Regions from separate parts of the Homo sapiens genome. Here regions 1 and 2 are each linked to region 3. Evidence: chromatin loops called from intact Hi-C (ENCODE). Cell type or tissue: HCT116. All regions are shown on one strand. Region 1 has its middle 27 kb from the start of CD83. Region 2 has its middle 71 kb from the start of CD83. Region 3 has its middle 16 kb from the start of RNF182.

Evidence for each region. A loop is a pair of places that touch in the nucleus more often than their neighbours do. Peaks named below come from ENCODE experiments on the same cell type or tissue, not always from the same donor. Only the 100,000 strongest peaks of a DNase experiment are listed, where the experiment ranks them.
Region 1: a loop joins it to region 3, with 14 times the contacts of the local background. A loop is called at or near these places in 79 of 110 quality-filtered maps.
Region 2: it touches region 3 in a loop (5-fold over the local background); 59 of 110 quality-filtered maps call a loop at or near these places.

The regions. Positions count from the first base shown.
Region 1 is chr6:14,141,141-14,149,140 of GRCh38, forward strand. No RefSeq gene overlaps it. Among named protein-coding and RNA genes, the nearest start is that of CD83, 27 kb to the left of the region's middle. In HCT116, a CTCF peak has its summit at 3,669 (motif pointing left); a DNase peak (open chromatin) is centred at 3,641.
Region 2 is chr6:14,043,140-14,051,139 of GRCh38, forward strand. No RefSeq gene overlaps it. Among named protein-coding and RNA genes, the nearest start is that of CD83, 71 kb to the right of the region's middle. In HCT116, CTCF peaks have their summits at 1,190 and 3,546; DNase peaks (open chromatin) are centred at 1,202 and 3,522.
Region 3 is chr6:13,904,559-13,912,558 of GRCh38, forward strand. No RefSeq gene overlaps it. Among named protein-coding and RNA genes, the nearest start is that of RNF182, 16 kb to the right of the region's middle. In HCT116, a CTCF peak has its summit at 4,494; a DNase peak (open chromatin) is centred at 4,523; H3K27me3 peaks cover 1,335 bases.

The sequences.
Region 1 (8,000 bases), 240 kb after region 3:
CTTAGGGAAAAGGAAAAGGAATATAACATTGTTTATTGCCCCCAGAGCTTGATAAATCACACACGAGCCCCACTCTGTCCTTCGGAGACAAGACATTTCACTTGCAGACATATCTTTCTTCTTTTCCACTTTTTTATTTCATTCTCCCTGTGGGATCCCAGGCAGCGCACAGTGAGGCAACAAAGGACTATCAGGAAAACATCATCTAGGTGGGGTGTATTTGTTTCCATGGTTCCTGAGAAGTTAGGGTGAAGGAAGGAGGCAAAATGTGAGCAGTGGAAGCAAATCTTCTATTCTTTTCTTCTTTCAATGCATAAACACGTACAGTATCCCTCTGGGCGAGGGAGACAGACCTCACTTAGTGGTTCATTTAGATTCTGCATGAGAAGGAGATATTGTTTTATTCTTCATTATAAGAGGAGCTATTTCTTCAAATTGACCATTTCCTGTCCCCCGCCCCAACTCTTTGCAAAAGTAGCCTGTTTACAATCTACTCTTGTAGATTACAGTACTTAGTAGAGACAAGTAGAGAGAAATTCAGACATTGAAAAGCTTTGAGACATCCCACAGAGTTGGAATGCTTTTTTCAAAGGGAAAAAAATCTGTAAATGTGTATGTACCCAAAAGAGCCAGCTGGACAGCCCATAAACGGCTCCCATTCAGGAACAACAAAAGCCTATGTCAGAAGTCAAGGGACAGGAGGCTGAGAACTAATAATAATTTTGTACTTACACAGCAGTTTTCATCTGAAGACCTCAGAGTGCTTTATAAACATTAATTAAATTGCCCAACAGCCCTGTGAGATGGCTGTGTATCACTATTTCCAATTTGCAGGGGGTATAGGAAGGAGAAATGTATGCATGGAGTGAAGTTGGAACCAGGCCATACTACAATGCATGTGGATTGCGAACTCAGAAAAGGCACCGGGAATATCTCCCTTGTGAATCCAGGGCTCTGGTCAGGTGTACATAGTCCCTGCCAGGCCAAAGAGACAGTGTGATGACTCCCTCCCCAGCAGGACCCACTTTATGCATACAGTCAACTGGCCACCCACACCCGGGCTTGAAGGATGCTGGCATGATCTCCCCAGCAGGCTCATCACCACATGTTAGATTGCGGTCATTTCAGACTCATTCCTTTAGTGAGAATTGTGATGGCAAATCGGCTTCACCGCAGGTGTCAGCTCTGATTGCTGGTAGGTACAGCCAGGCCGGCTGCCTGGAGGATCGCTGTATCTAGTGTGCCTAGTAGAATAGGCCATGATTGATTATTGATATCTGGAAAAGGTAGTTGTTGTAGATTGAATTGTGTCTCAAGAAAAGATACGTAGAAGTCCTAATCCCTGGTACCTGTGAATGTGAGCTTATTTGGAAACAGCGTCTTTGCAAATGTAGGCAAGTTAGGATGAGATCATTCTGGATTAGGATGGGTGTCCTTATAACAAAAGTGAAAGGTGGAGACAGACACACAGAGAAGAGAAGGCCTTGTGAAGACAGAGGCAGAGACTGGAATCATACATCTACAAGCCAAGAAATGTTGAGGATTGCTGGCAACCACTAGAAGCTAAGAGAGAGGCCTGGAACAGATTCAGAGGGAGCATGGCCTTTGCTGACTCCTTGATTTCAGACTTCTGGCCTCTAGTACTAAGAGAGAATACATTCCTGTTGTTCTAAGCCATCCGGTTTCAGGTACTTTGTCATGGCAGCCCTAGAAACTAATATAATAATCTGAATATTGGAAAGCTTTCAAATGCAGGATTGTTAAAATGATCACTCATTTAAAAACACACCCTACCATCTTGATAACTGAAGGAAGGTTTCCTGGAGGGACTGGGCTGTGACTGTGGTGTGCTCCAGCTGGAGATGAGGTCAGAGTGCAATGGTGGTGACAGGGACATCACAGCGATCCTCTGGCATGGCAGGTGTTGATGGTTCTCAGACACTTAGATGTTTTGGCAGGTCAATCCTGTCTTAACATGTTGAATTGCACTTGTGCAAATGCATTTAACACATTCCATTTCTTAATCCCCACAATAAATCAGAAAATCAAAGAATGCACCCAGAAGCCAGTGGTGCTAGATCAAGTGTAGCAAAAGGAAAAAAATCTTTAGACATTAAGACCCAAAGTCTGGAAATACCATTCATCTGGCATGGGTGAGGTTGCAGACGTTCGTGGTAAGAGATTATATGTGGTATTTATCTTTAGTCTTACCCTTTTCAGGCTCCTTTGAAAAAAATGCAAACAGGCCCCAGAGGGGGTAACACATAATAAGGTAGAAAGATGGTGGCTGACACACTGGTGTGAAAAAAATATAGTCTTTGGAGTCAGTCAATGTGAATTAGAATCCAGGTGACTCAATTTACTCATCTGGTAAATGGGTATGATATTCTCATAGATTTGTTGTGAGAACTAAATGCATTGATATTTGTGTAAAGGTGTGGTGTGCAGTATGTGTTAAATTATCAGTAGCATTTGCTTCTGCTCAATAAGTAGTTTTCTTCTTTTGGAGCATGGAAGCTGATGATATAGGCCCGGCAAGCTGGAGGAGGGGCAGAAGGCGAGGCTGGGAGAGATGGCTCCATTGAAGGAGGCTGCATAATTGAGCCTGCCATTGGACTGTGGCTTGGAGAGAAGTTGCTGCCTACTCTACGTGGCTTTAGTTAGCCCCTCCCAGGATTTCCCTGGGAAGATTCTCCTTGTCTAGGGTCACCCCCGAGAGCTCCTGGCAGCAGCAGCAGCAGCAGCCTGTCCACAGTGGGCCAACAGTAGGCAGTGGGGCTTCTTCCTTCTCTGTCTCTTCTCTCTAAGGTAGGGTTCATCTTCTGGGGAACCAGAAATGCGGAGCAACAGGGAGGCAGCTCGAGTTGTGGATGGATCCTCTTCACAGGCTGAGAGCAAAGCAATATAAAGAAAGCAAGAAGTCACTCCTCTTAGACTAGGCCAAACATCGGCATCAGCTGAACCCAAAGGAGGTGAAATCAGCAACCTTACTTTCTTTGAAAGTGATTTCCAGGCTGGGCACAGTGGCTCACGCCTGTAATCCCAGCACTTTGGGAGGCCGAGGTGGGAGGATCACTTGAGGCCAGGAGTTCAAGACCAGCCCAGGCAACATGGCGAGATCCTGTCTCTACAAATAATAATAAAAAAAAATAGCCAGACATGGTGGCGTGTGCCTGTTGTCCCAGCTACTTGGGAGGCTGAGGCAGGAGGATCCGTTGAGCCTGGGAGGTTGGGGCTGCGGTGAGCTATAAGTAACAGTCATAATGAGTGCATCATACCACTGCACTCCAGCCTGGGTGGCAGAATGAGACCCCTGTCTCAAAAAAAAAAGTGACCTCTGAACCCCCCTTATATTTTTAACCCGAATTTACCCAGACACAAATGATCTTTGCCAAATAACTCATTATATTTTCATTTTTTAAAACAAATCCTAACAAATTTTGAGTATAACTTTATTTCTCCAGGCTCTTCATGACCAAGGACATGAGTAACAACCCTGATAAAAATAAAATTATCCTTGACGCTGCATTTCCCCACCAAATAGGGCTGGTGTCCCGCGCACAGGCCCCATTCTTGTGGGCCTCCATGGCTCTCCTTGGCCCTTGGCCCCCCGTCAGTGTTGTATTGTTGGTCTGGCCACTGCTGCTGTCTGTGCTGCCACCTGGTGGATGGGTTAAGCAACTGCTTCCCCCATCCCTCCTGCTCAGGCTGACTTGCTGCTCCCAAGGCTGCGGCCGCTGGGCCCCTGGGAGTCGTAAAGGCCTCTCTTGCCAATAAAACCTCCCTACATAATAAGCTAACTTCTTGCGTTTCTTTCAGTTCCTGGAATTGGGGCATTTTCCACCACCCCAGTGCCCCATTCAAAAACATCTTGCCCCCAACATTAGCCAAAAACCACAGCAGGGGCCAGACACAACTGTTGTCACTACAGGAAGATGCCCTGCCCACGTGGGACTTCACAGGTTGTACAGCCTTTCTCTGTCATCTTTGTAACTCTTAATCCCAGAACAGGCTTGACCCACCAGGTTCAGTCTCCCAGTAATCTTCCCTAGGAAGCCTGTGGAGGTTGGTTGCCATATAGCTTAGATTTGGGGTGGAAGGGGGCATCTGTAATTTCAAATTTCCCTTCCCACTGCATGAATCTTTTTGTTCAAATAACAAGGTCAGCCTATTTTCTGCTCATGTGCACTAGAGTTCCTGATGAGCCCATCGCTTAGGGCAGTGTTTTCTTTCCCTCGGGCTCTTATAACCTCCCTTCCCCACAAGAATGTGGGAACAAGTGACCAGCCACCTCCTTCAGCTTCAGTCTCTGCATGTCCTTCATGGCCCTCCCAAGAGCTAGTTCAGAATAGCAGCAGGTCGACTGGGATGCAGCCCGGTAGGCCCGCTCTCATGGTTGCTCTGGTCCTCAGGACTGGGTAGGAGCAGAGGAGAGAGGAGAGGAAGAGGTGTGCCTTAGTTTCCTCTTCTCCTCCCTGCCTCCTTGCCTAAATCATGCAAGCTGGGAGTGGGATGCTCTCACCTGGCTCCTTTATTCTCATAAAAATCCCGTTGTCCCCAGTGCCAGATGCTGAGTAAAGAGAAAGCCAGGTCAAGCCTCAACCATAATGAACAGGAAGCAAGAGCAGCCTGGAGGTTCTGGGCACAGAAAAGGGATTGGTGCAGAGAAGAGAAGAGGTCCTATGTGGCAGGTCTTTGCTGGGGAAAGGGTGCAGTACACACGTGGGGAGCGTGAGCTTCGCACCAGGCACTTTGCATCCGTTAGCTTTTCCCCACTTTATGGATTAGATAACTGAACCTCAGAGAAGTCAGATAATGTCCCAAGGTCCCATGGCTAATGTGTGGAGCCAGGATCCAGACTCACGTCTGCAGATCTATTTGATTTCCATGCTCTGGCTTTTGCTGCTAAACCCTCCTCCTCACACTGGGGGAAGAATGCGTGTGCTTCTGGGAACATGTGTGCAGAAGAAGCCTGGCCACCTTCTCCTGACTACTGCCCCTCCGTGCCTCTGATCATGTTACCATTGGTGTACTTTCCAACCAAATATTTGCAGTCATCTCTGAGGTGGCAGAGATGGCACCAGTGTGCCCACATCTGGGAGGACTCAGGCTGCGTGACCACTGGCACAGGATCCAGGCTCGTCCCTTGTCCACTACAGACCCCAGATGGCCTGAATCAGATGCTCTTGGCAGGGAAGAGCGTGAGCAAAATGGCAACCAGGCCTGAGAGGGTCCCCCAGACACAGCCCTGAGTTCTGTCTCTCTGGAAAGGCCGATTTGTGCAGCAAGCTCTTGGGAGGTAGATAACCCAGTCTGACAAGCGACCTTGAAAGAATTACAGCAATAATATTTTCAGTTGGTTGGGCCAATCTTGGCCAATTTCTCCAGAGCGTTAGGTGCGAACGTCAGTCTGGGACTCCACATTGCTCATGCATGTGTTTGCCGTGTCCCCTTTGCTGTTTTAAGTGTTTATCCTGTGGCTTGTACAAGCGACATCGCTCTCTTCCCTGGTGAGAGCCAGTCTCCAGGCCTCCCTCCCCCACACTCTGCTAGAAGTGCAGCGAAGCAATGAGAACAAGGATCTTGTTCCAAGCCCACTGAGCAAGTGCTAGCATTTAGTGACCTTCTGCACCAGTAATTCGGTCCTTCGGGGATTGAAATTGATTTTCCTCCTTTCTGTGTGTGAGCACAACCCAAGTGCACAGCTCTGTTATGAATGCTGATCTCAGGTGTGTATTTAAAGGTGAACAGCAACACTCTTGAAGACAGAAATGAGAAAAGTTGTTTGCATAGCCTCTGTGAATGGACGGGATGTCTGCTCCAAAGACTGGCTTTGAATTTCTCCAAGCCCTTTTGTGTGTATGTGCATACATGTTTGTGTGTGTGTGTGTGTGTGTATGTGTTGGGGTGAGGTAGGGTGTCCAAAACTGTAAGTGAACACATGTAAAACTACTCAAATTCCTTCCCATGAAGCTGGTCCAAGAGTGGGGTGTTTGTCTCTGGCACGAGATTTAAGAAGGTGTCCAAAGAGTCAGTACTCAAGATTAAAATGTTTTAATGCTGTATTTTTTTAAAAATCCAAGTGAATGGAATGATGAGCAAAATCTGCAAATTTTAAATAAGTAAACAACCAGCATTACTAATTTTTTTCTTTTGCTTCAGGCTCCAGTACGGCTTGGCAGGGCACCTTTTTGTATAACATTTTGATATTTTATTCATCATGGATTTTTCTATGTTCATTTTAATTTTTGCAATATTGGAAATATTCTAAACATTTAGAAATATTGGAAATATTTTATATCTTGATCGCTGAGTTTTCTGGGATCCCCTCATGGTTTGCATCCCAGGTGAATTGCCTCTTCCTAGTCCCAGCCCCCTTTAAACCTTGCCTGAGTCAGGGGTAGGACTGATTTGAGACTGGCCAAAGACACTAGCTCCGTTATTTCCCACTAGTCGAAAGGCGTTGTTGAACTATTCCTCTAGTTAGTAACTGTTAAAGCCCAGATGGCATTCATATTTTGGCCTTTGCTCTGTCACAGCTCAAGTCATCGTCAGTGCCAAGTAGAAGAAGTAAAGGAGGCTTAGTTCTCTTGGGGGGAGTGCCAATTTTGTAGACCTTGATGGTCCAAGAACTGCCCAGGCCATGAGAAGATACAATGAGGGCTGTGGTAGAAGCACAAGTTTAATTTTGATGCCCAGCCCTAGCTGACGAGGTTTGTAGAGGAGCCTCAACCTCGTCTCCCACCTTGTCCAGCTCATAGCACACACTTGGCTGTGCACCCAGCGTACCCCCACATTCCCACCGTACGTGAATCATCATCCCCAGTGTGTCCCCCAGTGACAGGCTGCACAGGTGTGATATTCATAGCTGCCGTTTGAGGATGTAGACGGGTGACTGCTGGTGTTTCTGGAAAAGCCAGCTATTTCGTAATTGTAAAATTGACCTCTACTCCACAGCTTCACTGCACACTGGAGTATTTCCTGGCAGATCCATCTAACCCAAAATGAGATTACATTTCCTGGCAAGAAGTGGGCAACTGGTTTAAAATCTCACAGCAACCGCATGGCTCAACTTGCAATATTTCTTTACATTCACTTACCCAGGTCTTTCTGGGTCTATTAACTGGCAAGGTTAAAGGGGCAACATTGGGAGCTTGGGGTCCTACCTTTTGAACCAAGAGGTCAGTGAGAGACGGCCTGACTCTGTTAGTTTTAACTTTTCCTCTCAAACCTATTCTCCCTCCCCCATATGCCTTTCTTCAGGAGCTGTCGTCCTCACCTGGACCCAACCAGTCATTCCCAGTGTTACCTCCTTCATTATTTAGAGCCCCTCTGCTGCCAGAGCGATCCTGTTCCAGTGCTGGTTTGGCCATGCCATTTCACTTTTTTAGAGCCTTCTGGTCTCCCACCCTCACTGGAATTCTGCCCACCTCCCTGCTCAGGGCTCATGCTCTCCCTGCCTGGTTGTTTGCAGTTCAGTCTCAGCCTCTGCGGCTTTGCACACATCATACCTCCAGTCTCGCTCCAGTCTCCTGCCTGGGGGTGACTGCCTGAGCTCTGCCCAGGCAGCATGGTGGTGGGGTCTTAGGGTCCAGCATCTGGGCTTTTTACTCCTTGCCCTGATGTCAGCGGGGCACCAGCCCCTGCCCTCTGACCTGCCTGGTAGCCTCGAGCCTGGAGCTTGTCCATGTCATCCCCCAAATAAGACCCCTGCATATCCTGGTGGCAGTGGGCATGGGGACCAGTTACCCCACTGGACAAGTTGGGAAGTCTTACTGCCTCTTTTGTGACATCTAATCAATCTTCCTGATTGATTCAATGCCCTGTCTCCCACCTTCAATGACACTCTAGCGGGGCCTGTAATTCGTGAATCTGTCTGGGGTTCTAGAGAGCAGATGAGCTTATTTAGCATCGGTAACCCCTTTGCTGCAAGCACTCACAACTCTCTCAGTTTTGCTAACATCCTTGTTCTGACTTCATTTTTCTCTTCTGTAAAATGA
Region 2 (8,000 bases), 140 kb after region 3:
CCCGGAAAAGGAAAGGATGGGATGTAGAGAGAGCCAGAAGGAAGGATACGGGAGGCCAGAGGCCAGGAGTCCCTGCATGAGGATGGGTGGTGGGCCAGGAGGCAGCTGGTGCCCAAAGGGCATATAGACCAGGGAGAAGCCCATCGGCACCTTGGTGTGGTGGGCAACAGAGCCTCTTTACCAAATCTCTCAGATGTATCTTTCCATATACCATGTAATAGGTTTTGTTGTTTGTTTGTTTGTTTGTTTTCTCAGGGAGTTCTATGTCCTACCCTACTGCTGATTGCTGAAGGCAGAACCCCCAGCAAGAGCATTTGACCAAATCTGGGTGACCCAGAGAAACACGTGTATCCACCAGGCATTGAGTCACATCAATGAGGTGACACTAAGCTGGGCTCGATTCCCCAACCTGGTTTTCTTTACAGTTCAGTTTCTCCCTGGGGAAGCATTGAGGACCACAAGAGGCTGATAACGGAGATGACGTTAATTATGAACGGTGCAATGTCCCGGCGAACATAAACCACTGGCTCATTCACAGTTATTTCTGAGAAAAGAATTATTTTGCTTTTGCTCTACTCGTTCTTTCACTGAAATCTAATGAGATGATAATGGGTGTGACAGTGTTTGTTAAGTGCAGAGTTCCATTAAAACGTGGGGAATTGATATTATTGCTGTGAGAGGAAATGGCTGCTTTTTTTTTGGCGAGGCTTTGGACATCAAAGTGTTTGTTGGCTGTGAAAGTGAAAAGGGCTTTGTGCGCACCCTGGGGAATAGATTCTGCCCCAGTTACTAATGAATCTTTTTTTTTTTTTTCTTTTTTTTTGAGATGGAGTCTCACTCTGTTGCCTAGGCTGGAGTGCAGTGGCGCGATCTCGGCTCACTGCAAGCTCCGCCTCTTGGGTTTACACCATTCTCCTGCCTCAGCCTCCCGAGTAGCTAGGACTACAGGCGCCTGGTACCACGCCCTGCTAATTTTTTTGTATTTTTAGTAGAGACGGGGTTTCACCGTGTTCGCCAGGATGGTCTCTATCTCCTGACCTCGTGATCTGCCCGCCTTGGCCTCCCAAAGTGCTGGGATTACAGGCGTGAGCCACCGCGCCCAGCCTAATGAATCCTTTTAAGGAAGGAAGCCAGGACAGTCAGCCAGCGCTTCTCTTGGTCTCCAGATGGGGGTGCCACTGAGCCAAACACAGATTCCTCCCAGCTTCTCCCTGGACAGTTCCCTGGGGCCAAGGAAGCTTCTGTCTACTGCAACTCGCTCCAAATAGCCTTCTCAAGTGTTGCAGGACATTGGGAAGATGAGATGGGGTAATGCTGATGTTATATATGTCTTATCAATACGTGCTTCCTAGCTCACGAGGTTCTCACATGGTCTAGTGGCCTTTGATGCTATTTTCCTGTACAGTGTGAGAAATATAAAGTCTTGGGAACAAATAGAGGTCATCAATGGTTATTTTATGTTCAGAAAGGAAAAGAAAAAATGACACAAAATACCCTACCATTAAGTGGATTGCCAGTTTCTTTTCTGAAGCATGGTTTTAGTAATGAGTACATTATGCAGATAAAAGCAAGCATTTTTAAAAAGCCCCAAACCATAAAAACAAAAACTCTCTTCAAATTATAATGCCCATCATTTTCCACAGAAGCTATGTATTTCAAAACATTCCTGCTATGAAAATTCTGCCAAATAAGAATTAGGAAGTGATTAAAGTCTACGGCTTACAACTTTTTACGTACAGCCTGAATTCTCTGCTCTGCCACCTCTCCAACCACTTGCTGAAACTTTCTGAACTTCTATCGTATTAAGATGGGTCTGAACGTCCACGTGATTAACTGGGAGGCAGGGAGGGAGGGGAACTAGATAGTACAATGTGTGAATGATGTAAAATAGTACATAGAGAGTGCTCAATACGTGGCTCTGAAGTTATCGTTATGCTTTAATGTGGGATGTGCAGGTGATTTTGTTTTTGTTTTTGTTTGACAGAGTCTTGCTCTGTCGCCCAGGTTGGAGTGCAATGGCGCAATCTCTGCTTACTGCAACCTCTGCCTCCGGGGTTCAAGCAGTTCTCCTGCTTCAGCTTCCCAAATAGCTGGGATTACAGGCACTCGCTACCACGCCCAGCTAATGTTTTGTATTTCTAGTAGATACAGGGTTTTGCCATGTTGGCCAGGCTGGTCTCGAACTCTTGACCTCCAGTGATCCACCAGCCTTGGCCTTCCAAAGTGCTGGGATTACAGGCGTGAGCCACCGCGCCTGGCCAGAGGTGCGGGTTTTCTATCCAGCACCTGCGGTGAGGTAAAGCCAGTAGGCAACAGTAATGACTCTGGGTGAGGGTTGTGGATGGCAAACTGTTGAGATGTTGATTCTGTCTACCCTAGGAAAAGGGCAAGCCTGTTAAGAGAATGCCTATTGGATGCCCACCCTACATTTCTGGCAGCAAAAAATAGGTTTTGAGCTTTCCCTATGTGTATTAGACATTATGGGGGCCATATGGGGGCATGAGGCACTTGTGTAAATAGTGATTTTCTGGTTCTTGAGTTTTACTGAAGCCTCATTTATGCTGGTTGAACCAGATAGGGCTAGATATCTACTCTGAATTTTAGAGTTTTTTTTTTTAAACAAGAGGGTCACTGCTGTAGGTTGGGGGTGTTAAAAATATTATTATTATTATTATTATTATTATTTGAGACGCAGTTTCGCTCCTGTTGCCCAGGCTGGAGTGCAATGGCATGATCTCAGCTCACCGTAACCTCCACCTCCCGGGTTCAAGCGACTCTCCTGCCTCAGCCTCCCGAGTAGCTGGGATTACAGGCATGCGCCACCACACCCACCTAATTTTGTATTTATAGTAGAGACAGGGTTTCCCCATGTTGGTCAGGCTGGTCTCGAACTTCTGATCTCAGGTGATCTGCCCGCCTCAGCCTCCCAAAGTGCTGGGATTATAGGTGTGAGCCACTGCACCCGGCCAAAAAAAATATTATTTTTATTATTTTATTATCTATTATTTCCTCCCTGCCCCTGAGCAACAAACTTTCTTTTTTTAGACCCCATTTTCTCAACAACTACTGTGTCTGGACGTACATTATGTTAAAGCAATGGACTACTTCATGAACCAAATCGCTGGTTAATTCAGTGTGAGAGGATCATCATGCAAACATTCCAAATAAATGCTCTTTATGCTGTGAGAAGTCACAGAATTCTTATTTCTGTATGGCTAGCTCATTGATTCAGCCTCACTGATAAGTCCTGGGGAAAAAAATACATGTTTGTGCCCCAACTGAACTCTGCCCATCACGCAAGAGTACTGTTTCTGCATGAGCAAGGAAAGAAAATCCTCAACAGAAAAAGTATTCTATGGCCTGGTGATAATTAATAATAAAAAATACTATTAAGAAGTTTTTCCTGGCTGAGAGTTACTGGGTAATTTACTCACTTGGCAATTGTTGGAGATGACTCCACGTTGCCCTGTCAGGTGTTTGCTTAGGAGCTCGGCACCACGGAGCTACGTCTTGCTCTCAGTCTCCCTCTATTGGCTGGAACATGGATCGTTCTCTCCCCGAGGACCAAAGAATAATGACCTGCATGCACAAATATTCAGTGGGCACATTATGCTCATCTGGACCCCCCCACCAATGAAAGGCTTATTTGGATTTCAAATTAACAAATTTTTAATGAATGCACTCTTCACTCTTTACCTGCGTCATTTCTCTTCCTAGCACCCATCTGACATATATCCATCCCTGCTCCTCGACTTAATGAACCCATCATAAGTTGAAAATATCATAAGTCAAAAATGCATTTAATACACCTAGCCTACTAAACATTATAACTTAGCCCACCTTCACATGCTCAGAACACTTCCACAAGCCTGTAGGTGGGCAAAATTATCTCATACAAAGCCTATTTCATAATAAGGTGTTGAATATCAAATGTAATTAATTGAATATTGTACTGAAAGTGAAAAACAATGGTTGTATGGGTACTCAAAGTAAAGTTTCTACTGAATGGGTATGGCTTTTGCAACACTTCAAAGTAAAAAGAAAAAATGTAAATGGAACCATCATTAGTTGGGGAACATCCGTATTTATTTATTTGCCTTTTGTCTCTCACCCTGATGAGACGGTGAGCTTCATGAGATCAGGAACTTTTGTTTGGTTCACTGCTGTATTTTCGGGGGCCTAGAAGAATGCCTGGCACACAGTAGGTGGTTTATGAATGTTAGCTGAATAAATGAATGGGCATCAAGCATATCTAAGAATTGGGTATCGTGATAAAAGATTAATAAGACATTGTCCCGGCCTTTTAGAAGTTCATAATCTAGATTTGGACCAAAAAGCACTATGATTGAAGGAAGAACTGTTGACACTAGCCCTTTATAATCTAGAGGACACTGGCCCTAGGAAATCATTCACACTTATCTTCAATATTTGAAGAGCTGTCTGTGGAAGAAAGATTAGACTAGTTCAGTTTAGTTCCAAAGAACTTTCCAATTGGTAGAAGGTAGGAGGCAAAAATTTCAGCTTGACAAAAATCTCAGAATTGTCTGAAGTAGTTTTGGTTTGCTTTGCACATCATGGAAGGCATTTAATCATAAAAACTAATTTTCCTTAGTCCTTTCTCAGACATACTGAACCAGAGTCTCCAGGAGGAGGTCCCAGGAATCTCTATTTGATAATAAGCTCCTTGATGATTCAGAGGCAGCTGTCTGCAGACTGTTGTTAGAGAATTAGGGATTGGACTGGGAGACTCAGGTATGAGAGGACTAGTGGAACTAAATGATCTGAAACCATAAGATTTTATGGTTCCAGCTCAGCATGGTGGCTCACGCCTGTAATCTCAGCACTTTGGGAGGCTGAAGTGGATGGATCACCTGAGGTCAGGAGTTTGAGACCAGCTTGACCAAAATGGTGAAACCCCATCTCTACTAAAAATATAAAAAATTAGCTGGGCATGGTGGTACGTGCGTGTAGCCCCAGCTATTCAGGAGGCTGAGGCAGGAGAATCCCTTGAACCTGGGAGGCGCACGTTGCAGTGAGCCGAGGTTGTGCCATTGCACTCCAGCCTGGGCAAAAAGAGCAAAATTCTGTCTCAAAAAAAAAAAAAAAAAAAGATTTTATGGTTCCAGAAGATCATGGAACTCTCTTCTTAATAATGGTAATATTAGTCATTGTGGTCTTTGCTGGGACTGCTACCAAACTAGAAAACCAAATCAAGAAGGTGGGCATGGGAGTCTGGCAGATGTTTTAAGCAACATAGGGTAAAACTCCATGCATTCTACACCCTGCAGAGGGTAGAAATGATTGACCTTCAAATACCCACGCCCAAATACCCCACCTTACAAATTACTGTATTGTAGTCAAATTTGTAGTGATGATTTCTACATATCTCATTTCTAATTTAGAGCACTTGGAGAGGTAACTGAAATAATCGGTCAACTTCTTTTAAGGAGAATTATCAAATAATGAAATGTTTGTTGAACTGATATGGTTTGGCTGTGTCCCCACCTAAATCTCATCTTGAATTATAAGCCCCACAATCCCCACATGTTGTGGGGGGGTAATTCAATAATGGGGGCTGTTTCCCATATGCTGTTCTCAAGATAGTGAGTGAGTTCTCACAAGCTCTGATGGTTTTATGCACTGTTTTTGTTTGCGGGAGGTTTGACAATTTATACCAGGAGTAGGGAAAGGAGTTGAAGGTTAATTGCTCACCCTTCTAAGCTTTTAAAGCTAAAAACACTTATTTAGGAACTCAGATGAGGAGGAATGGGGAGCTCTTATTATAGAAGTCCTAGCCTGCACTGACTCATCCATTTTAAGTACTCATTAAATATTAGACGTGATGATTATTTATTGAGTGCAGAATTGGAGAGTGGCACAAAGATGAATAGTCTATGGTCCCTGCTTTCAAAGATCTCGGAGTCTAGCCTTGATGACGTAATCACAGTGAATGTGACAAGTGTTATATTAGAGGTTCTTAGGGCATGTGGCAAGGGAATGTACAAAGGTGTGTGTCTCCAACCCAGTCTGACCAGAGATTGTATGAATGGGGCTAGTTACCTTTCCCTGACCAGGTCATTAATTTACAGAGGTTGGGGCATTGTTGCTTTTGTTGGTTTGTTTCAGACTGGAAGAAGGAGGAAAGGCTTATGCGTGGTTCCCAGGATGCTGAAGAGAAAGACAGGAGTGTGGAGGGGAAGGCATGACTCCCTTCGCTGCCTGGTCTGAGAGGCTGGACCTACAATGAGAGGAAACACAACCAGAGGTAAAGGAGGGTCAATAAGACTTGGAGTACACATAGTGGAGTGTTTCAAGGCTCTTGCAACCTAATAAGGCACAGAGCAGAAGGAGAGCCATTTTCCCATGGTCTGCCATAGGCCAGAGCAGCCCAGGGAAGCAATTTGGACCAGGAAGTGTTGAATTTTCACAAGGGCATCTGCCACTGGGCAGAGAAGGGCACCTCCTCAAGGAGATATGGGTATCAAAAACTGAAGTTCACCCATGGAGGTGTTGCTGAGCTCCTTTATGAGAGCCCTTGGGGACCCACAAAAATAACTAGGGGATAATTTGAGGGTGGACTTAGTTCTAGGGTCAGCGTTTAAGAAGTTGGTAAAATTCAGGTAATCAAGATCCAGTCATGCATCACTTGGTGATGGGGATATGTTCTGAGAAACGCATCGTCGGGCAATTTTGTCATTACACGAACATCATAAAGTGTACCTACACAAACCTAGATGGTATGGCCTACTACACACCTAGGCTATATGGTATAGGCTATTGTTTCCAGGATACAAACCTGTACAGCGTGCTACTGTACTGAATACTGTAGGCAATTGGAACACAATGGTACTTATTTGTGTATCTATATACAGAAAAGATACAATAAAAATATGCTGTTACAAGCTTATGGGGCCACCTTGGTATATGTGATCTGTTGTTGACTGAGACATCATGGCTGTTTCTGTTCTAGGAACACGGAGAAAGTAAAAATCTGTGAGAAGGTCCTGGTAGATGGGGCTACAGAAATGTGTAGAAAGGACATTATGAACTGGGCTTCAAAGATTAAGTAGGAGTTTGTTAGGCTGACATGGGTTGGTGAGTATCTCAGACAGAGAGTCAGTATCCTTTCTAGAGTATCTCCCTTGCACCTTCGTACCTTTTCCCCAACACCCAGTATTAACTCAGTGCTTCCTTGTGCCATCTAGTTATGCTGCGGGGAGCAGCGTTGTCTTTGGGGTCTCTCTCCTGCTCAGTCTTCTCATAATCATGCCCATGACGTCCATTGTAGACTGCTGGCCCTGTGCTTCTCCACTTTACCATGGGTGGGGCTTGGAGGTGGCCTCAAATGCTAGAACAGGGAAAAGGAGACATCTCTGTCCATCTATGTCCATATTACAGATTCATATATACACATCTAAGGGAGAGTGATTCTTATTTAACAGCAATACAAGTTCCACTTGAAAGCCCCTGTTCTCTCTTTTCCTTACCACCAGCATCATGGTTAGACTGCTGGGCTGGGTGGATAGGCATGTAGAATGAGTGGCAGAGAATGCTGGATTACCAAACAGTGCAGGGCAGAGCAGGTGAATGAGGGGAGCTGAGATGGACCAACCAGCAGCTTGTGGGGTGGCACAGAAACACTTTCAGGATGTCGAAGCCGGGCTTGAGCTGCTTCTCCTGGGGAGCCTCCAAATCCAGAGGCATGATGGCTGCATGTCACATTGACCTGTCTGGTGCTATCAGGAGGGGCATGATCATTTTTGTCCAAAGCTGTCAAGAAGCACATGAATCTAATAGGCTGCCCAGAGTGAAGGAGCAGACTTGGGAACTTGAGTCCCACCTTTGATTCACCATTGCTCGTGCAGATGGGACTCAATCTGTTCCCTAGAAGGGCTCTCAGGGGAGTCTGGCTTTCCTTTTCTACCATAAACCCTAGCTTTCTTCACACTTAGACCTGGGGATTTGGTGAACATCTGCAAAGATAAGAAGATGCCCTCTTT
Region 3 (8,000 bases):
CACCAGTCTCAATCTCCTCAGGCTCAGGTGATCAGCCTCCTGGGTAGCTGGGACTACAGGTGTATGCCACCTTGCTCAGCTAATTTTTTTTTTTTTTTTTTTTTTTTTTTAGAGATGAGGTCTTGAACTCCTGGGCTTAAGAAATCCACCCACCTCAGCCTCCCAAAGTGATCACAGGCATGAGCCACCTCTCCTGGCCCTGGGAATAAATCTTAACTTTGTCACTACCTTGGTCTACTTCTGACTCTCTTAGAATATTAATTTCTTTTATGTCAACTAAAGGTAATATACCTATCTAGTATGTTCCTGGCACACAGCAGATACCTCACTATACTTCCCATTTCCTTCATTTTAGGAAAATTCTAAGACTAAAATTAAGATTCTTGTTCAACACAGTACCCTCACAGGTGAAGACACTGAAAAAATAGAGAAGTAAATAACTGGCACAAAGCATATTCACCAAGGAGATGTCTGCCTCGTGACTGGTATTCAATTCTCTTGATGTGGAAATTGTTGATCCCCCCAACAATCACTTCTTGCTGTCTTGTGAAGCTAAAGCTTAGTCATAAGAAGAATCTATCTTCTTTTGTGGAAATCTTATTTCTTATAAATTATTCAGTCTCTCATTCAGCCTAATGAAGTAGTTGAATTTCACAGAAACCGAGTGAGAGGTGAGTGGTTGCTCCAGAACAGCAGAAAAGCTAGTGGCAGTGGCTTGGAACACACCTTTCCTCAACACGAAGCCAAGGGTCAAATGAAAGAAAAAATGTGAATACATTTATATGTCTGGCCAGTGATTAAAAAAATGTTGCTCTTTTTAATATCTCATCAACATCAATGATTACATTCTTTTCTGGTGCAAATGTAGTAAGTGGTTAATTTGAAAGTATAAAAATGTGTAAGGAAGAAAAATAACCAAGAGTGATACCATTTAAACGATATTACTTAGCGCTGGTATATTTCTTTCTATTTTCTTTTCCATTAAGATATTTACCAAGCACATTTGAATGTATAATTTTATATTTTGCCATTTATCCTTAACATTATAACAGAGGCACACAAGGCGTTTTGCATCTTGTTTTTTTTCCATTTATTGTGATATCTTTGACATCTTGTCACATTGGCATATGTAGACTTACCTCATTCTTTTTAATAGCTGTATGGTATGAACATAACACAGTTTTTTTAATGAACACAATGTTATTTCATAGTCTTCTTTACCATTGAGATATTTACCAAGCATATTTAAATATTTAATTTTATATTTTTCCATTTATCCTTGACATTATAAGCATTTCATGTTATTTCATAGTCACAATATTATCACAATGTTGAATGGCTGTATAATATTTTATTGCAAATGGCAGTTTAACTCTTCTATTAATAATTTGGTTTGCTTCCAACTTTTTGCATTATATCGGTAATGTAACAAATATCTTCATGAGTAAAGTTTTTTTGTATTAAAGTTTACTGGGCTAAAGAATATAAACATTTGTAATGCTTGTGACACACAGTACTTCTCCAAAAGGATCATATTCAGTTTACATATAAAGTGTCATTTTAAACTTTCAGTTTAATTATTCTAATTTTAAATTTATTTATTATACTTATTTATATTTAAAACAAAATAAAACAAGCATTTCTTAAATTACAGATCATTGTCAACATTTTACATGGTGCCGAGATGTATAAAGTTTAAAGTGAGGCTGGGCGCAGTGGCTCATGCCTGTAATCCCAGCACTTTGGGAGGCTGAGGCAGCCGGATCATTTGAGGTGAGGAGTTCGAGACCAGCCTGACCACATGGTGAAACCCTGTCTCTACTAAAAATACAAAAATTAGCTGGGTGTGGTGATGGGCGCCTGTAATCTCAGCTACTCAGGAAGCTGAGGCAGGAGAATTGCTTAAACCAGGGAGGCGGAGGTGGCAGTGAGCCGAGAACGCTCCACTGCACTCCAGCCTGGGTGACAGAGTAAGACTCTGTCTCAAAAAATAAAAAATAAAGTGAAATTATCCCATAATGTTATTTCCCAATGTAATTACTGTTTATAGTTTATTGTATATTCTTCCAAAATTTTTGATATGCATATACTGACATTTATTGCAGTCATTCTCTGTATTAAAAACACGCATGGCGTTTTGCATCTTGTTTTTTTTTCCATTTATTGTGATATCTTTGACATCTTGTCACACTGGCATATGTAGATTTACCTCATTCTTTTTAATAGCTGTATGGTATGAACATAACACAATTTTTTTTATCCCATCTTTGATGGACAGTTGGGCTTGTTCCAAGTTTTTTCCTGTTACAGACAATACTGCAATGAGAGTTCATGTATATATGGTTTAATGAGCATTTACTGCTGTGAAAATGTGACTTTGGAAATTGTTGGCAAGATGATTCTCTCAGTGTGCTGAAACATACAATATTGAAACATCATTTAAAATTTTAAATTTGAATTGAGTCATTGTCATTAAAACCAGGTTAAAATCACAGTGATCTTTTCCTCTTATATAGGAATGAATCCTCTTGCTCCAGATGGAACATAAAGCTCCTTAAATTGAAATTCATTGCACGGGGGCTCTGATGGCCCTTAACAGATGGAAGAACAATCTCATTTGGGTGGTTATGTAATTCAGTGATTATCATGGAACCCTTCAGATACCATCAGACAGAAGGTGGACAGAGTGAGGCTCTGCGGCAAAGGCAGGTGCCATGGCTATAGATTCACTATACTTGTTTCTCTGCATTTATTTGCATCAATAAGACCAGAATCAAGATCTGAGCAGTATAACATGATCTGGTCTAATGACCAACTTTGGAATCTCAGAAATCAAACATTGGGATGCCAGTTGGAATTCAACTAGTTTCTAGTTAAACAACCTTGAGAGGGTCGTTCCATCTCTCTGAAAGCCTTATTTGTACAAGTATGCTAGACAATGCCTCTAGAAGGAGGTTATGATATTAATATTCATTCAATAGATATTAGTTGAGGATTATGTGGCAAGAACTTTTCTGGGTTCTAGAAATACAAGTGTCAATAACATAGATGAGAATCTATTTTTATTTTTCTCAAAGGTGACATTGTTACCTGCCTTAACTGAAAGTAATCAACTGATCTGCTTGGATTTAACCAACTAAGTTTAGCTTTTATGCATTGCATTTTCTTGGTAATGCAGGCTTGCACCAAGGCAGACTATTAGCCAAATCGAAAGATCCTGTTTGAGCTTATCTATTCAACAAAGTACTATTTCTCCTGCCTTATATTATGGCTAAATTTAGAACTCATCATTTCAACACACACTGAAACAAACCAACCTACCTTCCTTCCTTCCTTCCTTCCTTCCTTCCTTCCTTCCTTCCTTCCTTCCTTCCTTCCCTCCTTCCTTCCTTCCTTCCCTCCCTCCCTTCCTCCCCTCCTCCCTCCCTTCCTCATTCCCTTCCTCCCTCCCTTCCTACCTTCCTCCTGCAACAATGCCCAGAACAAGCATCAAGAGCAGCAACTGGCACATAGTAGTACAAAATAAATTTGATCGACTAGATTTCTACAAATATTTATTGTCTAAATTTCATGCAATAGAATGGCTGTGGGGTATACAAAGATAAATAAAATATAATTTCTACTTTCTAAGATCTCATACCTAGTTAAGAGATAGTTATAACAACCAGAAATATGCTGAATGTTTTAAGAATTATGTGCATAGGTCATCTACCTCCATATCTCCAAGTTAAGTTGCCATTTTCTCTTTTCATTGTTCTATTCGACCTACCCTAGACTTTTATCTACATTTGTCTAAAATTGGCACACCAGATAAATTAGGTTATCTAATTTATCTAAAATTGGCAGACCAGATAAATCAAACAACTTTGTGTGTGTGTGTGTTTTGGTGAATCAGAGATTACATTTTGTATCCTTTTCAAGAGAGTGTTTGTAGGCAGCATTGGTAAATGTTTTATACTTGTTTGCAAAGCTGGTATAAATATTTCAGGACACAATTGAGCTTTTCTCATTAAAGCCCATTTTTCTGTCTCTGTATGCAGAAGTTTCTAGCTGTGGAGAGAAAGTACTATTTAAAATAATTGTGAAGATCCTAATTCTATGGCAGCTGTGACAAATGGACCTTTTCTGCTCTATTAGGTTTTGATGAGCTTATTTTTAGTTAAAACAGTAACTTTTGTTACTAAAAAACTCTTAATTTGATCTCTATTTTCAAAATTTGCTCCCACTTAAAGTCTATACTGAGCTTGAAATCAGGATCCATTTATTTTTCAAACCAGTAGCACAATCTGCATCACAGTTCTCAGTCAGATTTGATATTTATAGTAGGGTTTCTAGATACCCTAAAGCTTCCGTCTGATATTTCTGCAAATTAGGAAAAACAGTGTGAATAAACAACAAGCTACTTTCTGTAGAGCGACATTTAAACGTAATGCAGGAATGGATGTGTGAAATTTTAATTTCCCCTTAGGTCACTTTTAATATTCTACCCATAGATGGCAGCAAGTGACCAGGCAGCTAAACCCCCAGGCCTTCTAGCCAGTCTTTATCAGGTGGATCTGTTGTAAAGCCACAAGAAAGGGAAAGCCATGGCTGAGAACAGATCCCATCTCTGGAGATTGTTTCATTCAGTCGTCTTAGATGGCTCTTCTCTTCAGATGTGGAGAACTTTGTTGTGTTTGGATTCTTCTTCTGAGGCTTAGGAGAAGTGTCCTTGTAGCACTGAAGGAATGCCTAAGGCCAATCAGAAAGGGCATGAGGCTGAGGGCTTCTCTGGACTGCTCAGTGCCTTCTGCCTTGGCTCCTTTATCTCTGAGCATGATGGAGTGGAAATTCCCCTGAAAATTCAGCCTTGCCTACGTGGTCCCTAGGAGTCTGGAGTTCCTTGCTCTTATTTTTCAACCTCTCAGCAAATTGTATTCTTGGGCAGCTCATATCTTGAATCCTGCTGTGCACCATTGGCCCCATGGGGTTGGAGGGTCAACCTGCAGGTGACTTTTAACAGGATAACCTAAGGTAGGCATAAACTGGTTGATGGGTATACATACATTTATTTTGTTCTTATTATTTCTTTAGCACCGTGTAAATACTTTATATACATCATCCTATTTGCTCCTCACAAGACCTCTACAAACTAGTTATTATGAATCTCGTTTGGCCAATGAGGAAATAAAAGTAAATTAATTTGTTTGAAGTCACAAACCCAGTGTAAACAGCTTTAGCTACTTTAAGGAGGCTGCTTCTTAGAATGTGGTAAGACTTGGATCACATTCTCAGCCAGTAGGTACAGATCACTACCATGTGCATAAGGAGTGATACACATGTTCCACAACCTTGAAGACTTTACAGTGAGAGGTTCTACACATAGAAAAAAGATAGAAAGCAGCAGAAAAATTTAAGAAAATCCAAATTATGATAATTGGAACTTCTGGAAGACACTGGAATAAAAGGGATGTCTTAGGGTTTTCAGGTTTTCATAGAAATGAAAGAAGCCAGAGTAGAAATGGAAGCTAAACAGGGGCCTGATCAAATTCAAGATGGAATATCCTACTCTTCCAGTTTCCCTTGAGTGGTGTAACATCAAGCACTTGGCTATCCTCAGCAAACTAACACAGGAACAGAAAACCAAACAACACATGTTCTCACCTATAAGTGGGAGCTGAACAATGAGAACACACGCACATAGGCAGGAGAACAACACACACTGGGGCCTGTGTGGTAGAGGGTGGGGAGAGGGAGAGCATCAGAAAAAAGAGCTGATACATGCTGGGCTTAACATTTAGGTGATGGGTTGATAGGTGCAGCAAACTACCATGGCACACATTTACCTGTGTAACAAACCTGCACATCCTGCACATGTACCCCAGAACTTAAAATAAAATAAAAAAGAAGTTGGCTAATAGCCTCACATTGTAAGGGCCAAGATATGGTGAACAGGATCCTCAAACTCTCATAGAAATCTAGGATCTGGATCTACTGTGGGTGTCTCTGACTGTATAAGGTCTCCTGAAGCATCAGGAATAGATAGTTTATAAGAATCCAAAGCTTACAAATGGCCAATAAGCACATGCAAAAATGCTCAACATCATTAGTCACTGGGGAAATGCAAATCAAAACCAAAATGAGATACTACTTCACACCAAGTAAGATGGCTAGAATCTAAAAGTCAGAAAACAAATGTTGGTAAAGATGTAGAAAATTGGAACCCTCATACACTGCTGGTGAGAATGAAAAAAAAACGCAGCCAGTTTGGAAAACAGTCTAGTGGTTCCTCAAATGATTTAACGTAGAATTACCTATGAAATTCTACTTCTAGGTTTATACCCAAAGAAAATGAAAAAGCATGTCCACACAAAAACTTGTACATGACTGTTCATAGCAGGATTACTCATAATAGCTAAAATGTGGGAACAACCCAAATGTCCATCAACTGTTGAATGGGTATATTCATACAATGTCATGAATGAAATACTGATTCACACTACAACATTTATGAACCTTGAAAACATGATGCTGAGTGAAAGAAGCCAGCCACAAGAGACCACATATTGTATCATTCCATTTATATGAAATCTCCAGAGTAGGCAAATCTGTAGACATGGAAAGCAGATTAGTGGTTGCCTAGGGCTGGGGGCAAAGTGTAGGAGGATCAGAAGGTGATAGCTAAAGGGTATAGGGTATTTTTTTGAGGTGATAAAAAACGTTCTGAAATTGATTGTGCTCATGGTTTTCCAACTCTGTAAATATACTGAAAACCATTGAGTTATACACTTAAAGTGGGTGAATTGTATGGCATGTGAATTATATCTCAAAAAAGTTGTTTTTAAAAAAAGAATCCATAATCAGCTACAGCTACTTAATGTAGAGCTTATTTGCCAGGTAGTATTCTAAGCACTTTGCATATGTTAACTCTTTTAATCCTCAGCACAATCTCACCAGATAGGTAATTTAATCTTGCCCATTTTACAGATGGAAAAACCAAGACACAGGGGTATGAAGAGTCTTGCCCAAGGTTACTTAGTTTACAAGAAAGGCCACATTAGAATCTCTTGTGTAAAACTGGAAGGGCTTCAGAAATTCTGCTCTTAATCATAGGCCATACTGCTTGTGAGAGAAGAGATCTGTGTGTGTGATCACCTCGTTAAACCCCCTTCATTTTATATATGGAAAAACAAGGCACGCTTAGGGTGGAGCTGCCATAGAGCCAAGGCTACTGCTCCTGGTTTGAGACGCAGTGGTATCATGTTAGCTAGGCACTAAAGGGTTAGGCAGGACAAACTCAGAGTCATTCACTTACACAGGGGACCATTTTTTCTTAGAAATTATTATTATTATTTTTGAACCTGGGATATGAGTCAGGTCAAAATGCATAGATGGTGGAGGGGGGGCTGTTAAAAAGAAGAAAATGAGGATGCAGGCAATAAAATTAGTTGGGGATTTGGGAGTTCATAGAAGTAAAGTGAAATAATATGCAAGCATGTCCATGAAATATTGCCTGTTTCATTTTTCATTATGTATTATCAGAAGATTTCAAGGGAACTAAATTTGTAGAAAGATCTTGCTTGAAGTCAGAATGGTTCTTTTTCTGTGAGAAACTATTAGGTGTTCCACATTCCTCTTCTGTGTCACCATTGTGTCTAAGGAGGAAGGGAGTGGATCCCAGGCTATGGAGACAGATGGGGAAGCAGAAACAAGCCTTGGCATTCTATTAAGTGACTTAAAGTTACAGAATATCGAAGAAAGCCTGAATTACCATATGATCACCATTGTTCCTCATAGTTATCTTTTTTTTTTTTTCTTTTTGTGAGACAGAGTCTTGCTCTGTCGCCCAGGCTGGAGTGCAGTGGCATGACCTCAGCTCACTGCAACTTCCACCTCCAGGGTTCAAGCAATTCTCCTGCCTCAGCCTCCTGAGTAGCTGGGATTACAGGCACCTGCCACCATGCCTGGCTAATTGTATATTTTTAGTAGAGATGGGGTTTTTCCATGTTGGCGAGGCTGGT